2 separate regions of the Homo sapiens genome follow, and region 1 is linked to region 2. A link is a loop called in an ENCODE intact Hi-C map of the cell type or tissue named here. Cell type or tissue: GM12878. All regions are shown on one strand. Links, peaks and the distances in the headings refer to the core of each region. The heading gives the core; the rest is flanking DNA. Region 1 has its middle 18 kb from the start of TMPRSS13. Region 2 overlaps FXYD6-FXYD2 (FXYD6-FXYD2 readthrough).

Region 1 (2,917 bases), core at 314-2,813, 100 kb after region 2:
TGACATGCTTTCCTGCGCCATGTGCCTATCTGTAGCACTAATCACAGCCATCATTTTATATTTGTATGATAATTTGGTTGATGTCTGTCAAGATTTTAAACTCAGTGAAGACAGGCCATATCTGTTTCTGCTCATTATGGCATCTAAGTATCTACCTATCACAGTGGAGGACGTGTAGTAGACACTCAGTAAATGAATGAATACATGAGGGAATAAGCAATGAAGATCATTACCTATTCTTGTGCTCAGGGAATAATATTGTCTTGTATCCTTCTATCACCAGGAGATTTCAAACCAGTAGGAGATGAGTGTGAAGTCTTTGTCTAGTGGGACCCATAGTGTTACAATAAATGTAATCCATGTTCATCTGCAATATAGAGGCACAAGAATAAAAATGAGGGTGGTGATGGCTTTGCTGGGAGGCCTCTCTGTGCCAGCTGCCTGAGACATGGCTGCTTCCAAAAAGCTGCTGGCTACTCTCATGTTCAGTGTCATGCACCTCCCTGCCTCAGTGACCTTTGACATCTTTAGTAATATCTGTGATATTCAGCCCTTGCCAGGCAGGGCCTCTGTCACATTCCTACTACCTCCTTGCAGATGGCCCACGGATTCATCATCATCATCATCATCATCATCATCATCATCATCATCATGATCAGATCTTCACTGAACATCCTAATGTCCAAGGTACTGTGCTAAATCCTGGGGAAGCACGGCTGGGTGGGAGCTGGTGAGATAGTGGTGAATGTGATATGACCTGGCCTGTTTTACCATTCAGCTAGTGGGGGAGATAAGATATGCGCTTAAAAAAGCTTATGCCGAGTGCAGTGGCTCACACCTGTAATCCCAGCACTCTGGGAGTGAGTTTGAGATAGAGCTGTGGGTTTGGGCTGAGCCAGGGTGTTCCCCATTGCATCATCCACACCCCCATTTTCCATGCTCAGACACCAGTTTTTGGACCTCACTCCCATCCTCCCACTACACTGCCCAAACTCAAGAGGGAGCAGGACAGGAGTCTCTTTGAGGAAATGCTTGCCTTGTCGCTCTAGAACAGGTGCAATGCCTTGTACCTTGCAGTACCTCATTAGAATGCTGATGAATGTAGAATGAGAGAAAGAATGAATGAGTCAAAAGACCACCCCCAATGGCACTCATCACCCTGAGAACAGCTCAGCTTTAATGGGGTGATGCAGTGCTCCTGGGTCTCACCCCACTGATCCCAGTGAAGAACATCCCACTGATGAAGTCATCCCCCCTGAGTCATTTCCTGGGAAGTGGCTTGGAGAACAAGCTCCCTTTGGCTTGCTTAGCCTTCCAGGACTTGGCTTAGGGCGCCACCTAGTGGCAGACCTAGGAAAGGCTCTCCTGCTCACTCCACTCACTCCACCCACTCCACCATGCTGGCCAGCCTGAATCCCCCAGGCTAGAACAACCGCAAACCAGGGCCCCATGACAGCTAAGTCAACCCTCCTGCAAGTCCTCGTCCCCCATGACTATATTCCCACTGTGTGGCTTTGGCCCTGAGCATCCTCTTGAGGAAAGATGTCACCATATGTCAGCTTCTTAGATGTCCTTAGGGCATCCTGCTCTCAGAGCGATCCAGCCCATGTATGGGCAGAGCTAGGGGCACTCTCCAAACCTTAAGGATTCCGGAGGGGTCTTAAAGTTTCCCAGTTTTACCTCTATATCTGCATCCTATTCATGCCGCTCCTTCTGTACACCATGTACCCCATTAGACAACACCCCAGCCTCCACACGCCAGAGTGAAGAGCACACTTTACTGAACATCTAGAGTCAGAAGGCAGGGATCAAGTGGTCGGGGGGTGAAGGGGCAGGTAGGGGGTGGCAATGTTGGCAAATCATTTAAAGCTGAGCGTTAGACATCCCTGTTCAATCCTGTGCAGGATATATGAAGGTACAGGGATCAGGTCAACATGACGCCATTTGCAGACCTAACCTTATAGTAGGAAGACTGGCTCCAAGGCAGCTGGGGTTCTGGATACAAGAGTGCTGTGCTGTGCACATAGACAAGAGCCCTGCTCTCAAGAAGCTTACATTCTAGTAAGGAATGGGAGACAGGCAACAGACAACTGAACAAGTAAGTAAACTGATGATTTCTGTAGTATTAAGTGTCATAAAGAAAATAAAATGACGGCCGGGTGCGGTGGCTCAAGCCTGTAACACCAGCACTTTGGGAGGCCGGGGCAGGCGGATCACCTGAGGCCAGGAGTTCGAGACCAGCCCGACCAACATGGAGAAACCCTGTCTCTACAAAAAATACAAAAATTAGCCAGGTGTGGTAGCACATGCCTGTAATCCTAGCTACTCGGGAGGTTGAGGCAGGAGAATTGCTTGAACCCGGGAGGTGGAGGTTGCAGTGAGCCGAGATTGTGGCATCACTCCAGCCTAGGCAACAAGAACAAAACTCCACCTCAAAAAAAAAAAAAAAAGAAAGAAAGAAAGAAAGAAAAGAAAATGATATGAAATGATAGGAAGTGGCTGGTGGGGCTGGGTGTGGTGGCTTCCTGTAATCCCAGCACTTTGGGAGGTCGAGGCGGGTGGATCCCTTGAGCTCAGGATGGTAAAACCCTGTCTTTACAAAAAATACAAAAACTAGCCAGGCGTGGTGGAGTATGCCTGTAGTCTCAGGTACTTGGAAGGCTGAGGGGGGAGGATCACTTGAGCCCAGGAGATTGAGGCTGCAGTGAGCGGAGATCACACCACTGCACTCCAGCCTAGGCAACAGAGAGAGACACCCCCCGCCCCGCCAAAAAAAATTAATTAATTAATTAAAAATATTTTTGGCCGGACGCGGTGGCTCACCTCTACCCAGAGACTGTCACAGCCAAGAGGAGCCTATGGAGACATGGCAACTAATTATGACACCCTGGATCAGATGCTGGAATAGAAGAAGGAT
Region 2 (2,917 bases), core at 231-2,730:
GTGGCATGATCTCGGCTCACTGCAACCTCCGCCTCCCAGGTTCAAGTGATTCTTCTGCCTCAGCCTCCTGAGTAGCTGGCATTAGAGGCGTGTGCCATCATGCCCGGCTAATTTTTTGTATTTTTAGTAGAGACAGGGTTTCATCATGTTGGCCAGGCTGGTCTCGAACTCTTGACCTCAAGTGGTCCATCTGCCTCAGCCTCCCAAAGGGCTGGGATTATAGGCGTGAGCCACCACCAGTTGACATTTCTTGGACTCTTAGAGAATGCTCTGCATGTATTAATTCAATTGGCACAATTGAGTTAGTACAATTAGCAAGCACTACAACTAACGCAGGCCGAGAACCTGAAGCTTAATGAGGCTGACATGCACCAGAGTGAGTAGCAGGGCCTAGATCCTAACCCAGCATGGTAACTCCTCCACCACGTTGCCTCTGGGACGTGACTTTGAAGATCTCAACTGTGTCCTTCTCTCCAGGCCACCCTTCTGTGGCCATCCCTAGTTCATTCTGACAGCCAATACCCCATCAGAAATGTCTCTTAATATCAGACTAAATGGGGCCAGTAAACCAGTGTCCCTCTAGTCTAGCCAGCTGGGTGGAGAGGAGACTTGTGGTTTCCTGGGCCCTGAAGCGCTGACAGCCCTCCTTCAGGTACCCTTTACGTCCCACCTCAAAAGTCCCCAAGTCAGCTCTTCCCACAGGCTTTGGTTCAGAATCCTCCAGAAAGGTGGTTTGATTCTACAAAAGGAGTTTGAAGGCTGGTTCCACGAGCCTCAGCACCCCAGCCTCTGCTTCCCCAGAGGATGCGGAGGTCTCTGCTCAGGAGCTCATCAGTCCTGGTCTCTGGGTGGATGGCCCCAGGTGGGCTATCCTGGTGGAAGCAGGAGGCAGGGCCAAGAGGTGGCACCCAGGGATAGATTTCAATGGCAGGACACACATCTCACTCCTGGGCTTAAAGGAGCATGGTTAAGAGCCAGAGAGGAGACAGAGAGGCTTTTCCTGAACCAGGAAAGCCCAAGGCTGGGTGCTGTTTTCCATGTGGGGTGAAACTGGCAGTGGCCTGAACCCCTGGACATCCGTCCAGTCCAAGACCCTGATTGCCCCCAGCACGGTCACTACCTTCCTCCGGCCTTGAGCAAGCAGCCGCCACTGCACTTCACCTCTCGGCCACCAGGGGTCAGAACGACTGCATCCACAGCCACGTCAAGGCCCAAACCTTGATTCAAAAAGCCTTTATCAAAAGGTGGTAATTTGCTTTCAATGCTGTCTCATTTCACACTTGTATTTCCTTTGAATGCTACACTGTATCTTATATGTATAAAAATATATGTAACATACACATATAATGAGGCATAGTAATAATAGAAACACCCATAAACCAGCAGCTTAGGAAATGGAGCTTTACAAAGACTGCTGCAGTGACCTCTATTTCCCTCCACCCCATCCCCCTGCCTCTCTCCCAGAGGTGGCCAGTATCCCAAAAATATATATTTTTATTTTTATTTATTTATTTATTTATTTTGAGACTGAGTCTCCCTGTGTCGCCCAGGCTAGAATGCAATGGTGCGATCTCGGCTCACTGCAACTTCCACCTCCCGGGTTCAAACGATTCTCCTGCTTCTGCCTCCCAAGGAGTTTGGATTACAGGCATGCACCACCACACCCAGCTAATTTTTTGTATTTTTAGTAGAGACAGGGTTTCACCATGTTGGTCAGGCTCAAACTTCTGACCTCAGGTGATCCACCCACCTCGGCCTCCCAGAGCGCTGGAATTACAGGCGTGAGCCACCGCGCCTGGCTGAAAATACATATTTTTAATCATTCCCTTGCTCTTCTTCTAAAAAGCTGCCAATCAACAGATATAAAATTTCAGTTATGCAAAATGAGTAAGTGCTAGAGATCTGCTGTATAACACTGTACAGCATAATTAACAATATTGAATTGCACACTTCAAGATATGTTAAGAGGGTAGATCTCATAGTAAGTGTTCTTTCCACAATTTAAAATATACAATTCACACATCAGGAAGTTTGCCATCTTAAACTGTACAATTCAGTGATTTTTAGAACATTTACAAACTTATGCATTCGTCACCAATCTCGGGTTCCAAGACATTTCATCCTCCCAAGAAGAAACTTGTATCCATCGGCAGTCACCCCCGACTCCCCTTCCCTTCAACCCTGAAACCATTCATCTACTTTTTGTCTCAATGGGTTTGCCCACTCTGGACATTTCACATAAATGAAATAATAAAATACATGGACTTCTGTGTCTGGCTTTCAAGTTAGCATAATGTTTTCAGGGTTCATCTACCTTGTAGCATGTATGCATATTTTATTTCTCTTTATGGCTGAATAATATTCCACTGTATGGATATTCACCTTGCTCTTTGTCTTAAAAATATATTTAACACGTACATATATCTAAATATTATGTTGCTTAGTGTAGCTTTTTTGAACTTTATAATTATGATATCATGTTTATAGTCTTTTGAAACTTGCTTTTTCTGTCCGACATTATGCTTCTGTGGTTCACTGACTTACTACATTTAGCTATAGTGCATTCATTTTCAGTGTGGTGTAATATTCCATTGTGCAGGTAAATGATCATGTAGTGCTCTAGTCTCCTGCCAATGGATGTCTGTTTCTTTTTCCCCCTCAATTTTATGCTATTACAAATAGAGTTGTGGACATTTTTGTGCATACTGCTCAGGGCACACATGCAAGAATTTTGAGGAAACAGTTTTTTGATTCTTTGATCACCACTCCCATAAGAAATACATTTTACATTGCAACCCAGCATAACACAGATTCATGTAACCAGAAGCAATTATCACAAAATAATACTTACTATGAATGAGATAGTTTCTTTTCTATTTTATTCTGTTTCTTTACAAAAAACATTTCCAGGCTCCTT

The links. A loop is a pair of places that touch in the nucleus more often than their neighbours do. Peaks named below come from ENCODE experiments on the same cell type or tissue, not always from the same donor. Only the 100,000 strongest peaks of a DNase experiment are listed, where the experiment ranks them.
Region 1: a loop joins it to region 2, with 13 times the contacts of the local background. A loop is called at or near these places in 107 of 110 quality-filtered maps.

The regions. Positions count from the first base shown.
Region 1 is chr11:117,945,755-117,948,671 of GRCh38, forward strand. No RefSeq gene overlaps it. Among named protein-coding and RNA genes, the nearest start is that of TMPRSS13, 18 kb to the left of the region's middle. In GM12878, for the core only: a CTCF peak has its summit at 1,335 (motif pointing left); a DNase peak (open chromatin) is centred at 1,237; H3K27ac peaks cover 66 bases.
Region 2 is chr11:117,842,990-117,845,906 of GRCh38, forward strand. All of the region lies in intron 1 of FXYD6-FXYD2 (FXYD6-FXYD2 readthrough), which reads right to left. The region is part of intron 1 of FXYD6 (FXYD domain containing ion transport regulator 6); the gene reads right to left. Among named protein-coding and RNA genes, the nearest start is that of FXYD6-AS1, 11 kb to the left of the region's middle. In GM12878, for the core only: a CTCF peak has its summit at 1,176 (motif pointing right); no DNase peak of the experiment used is centred there.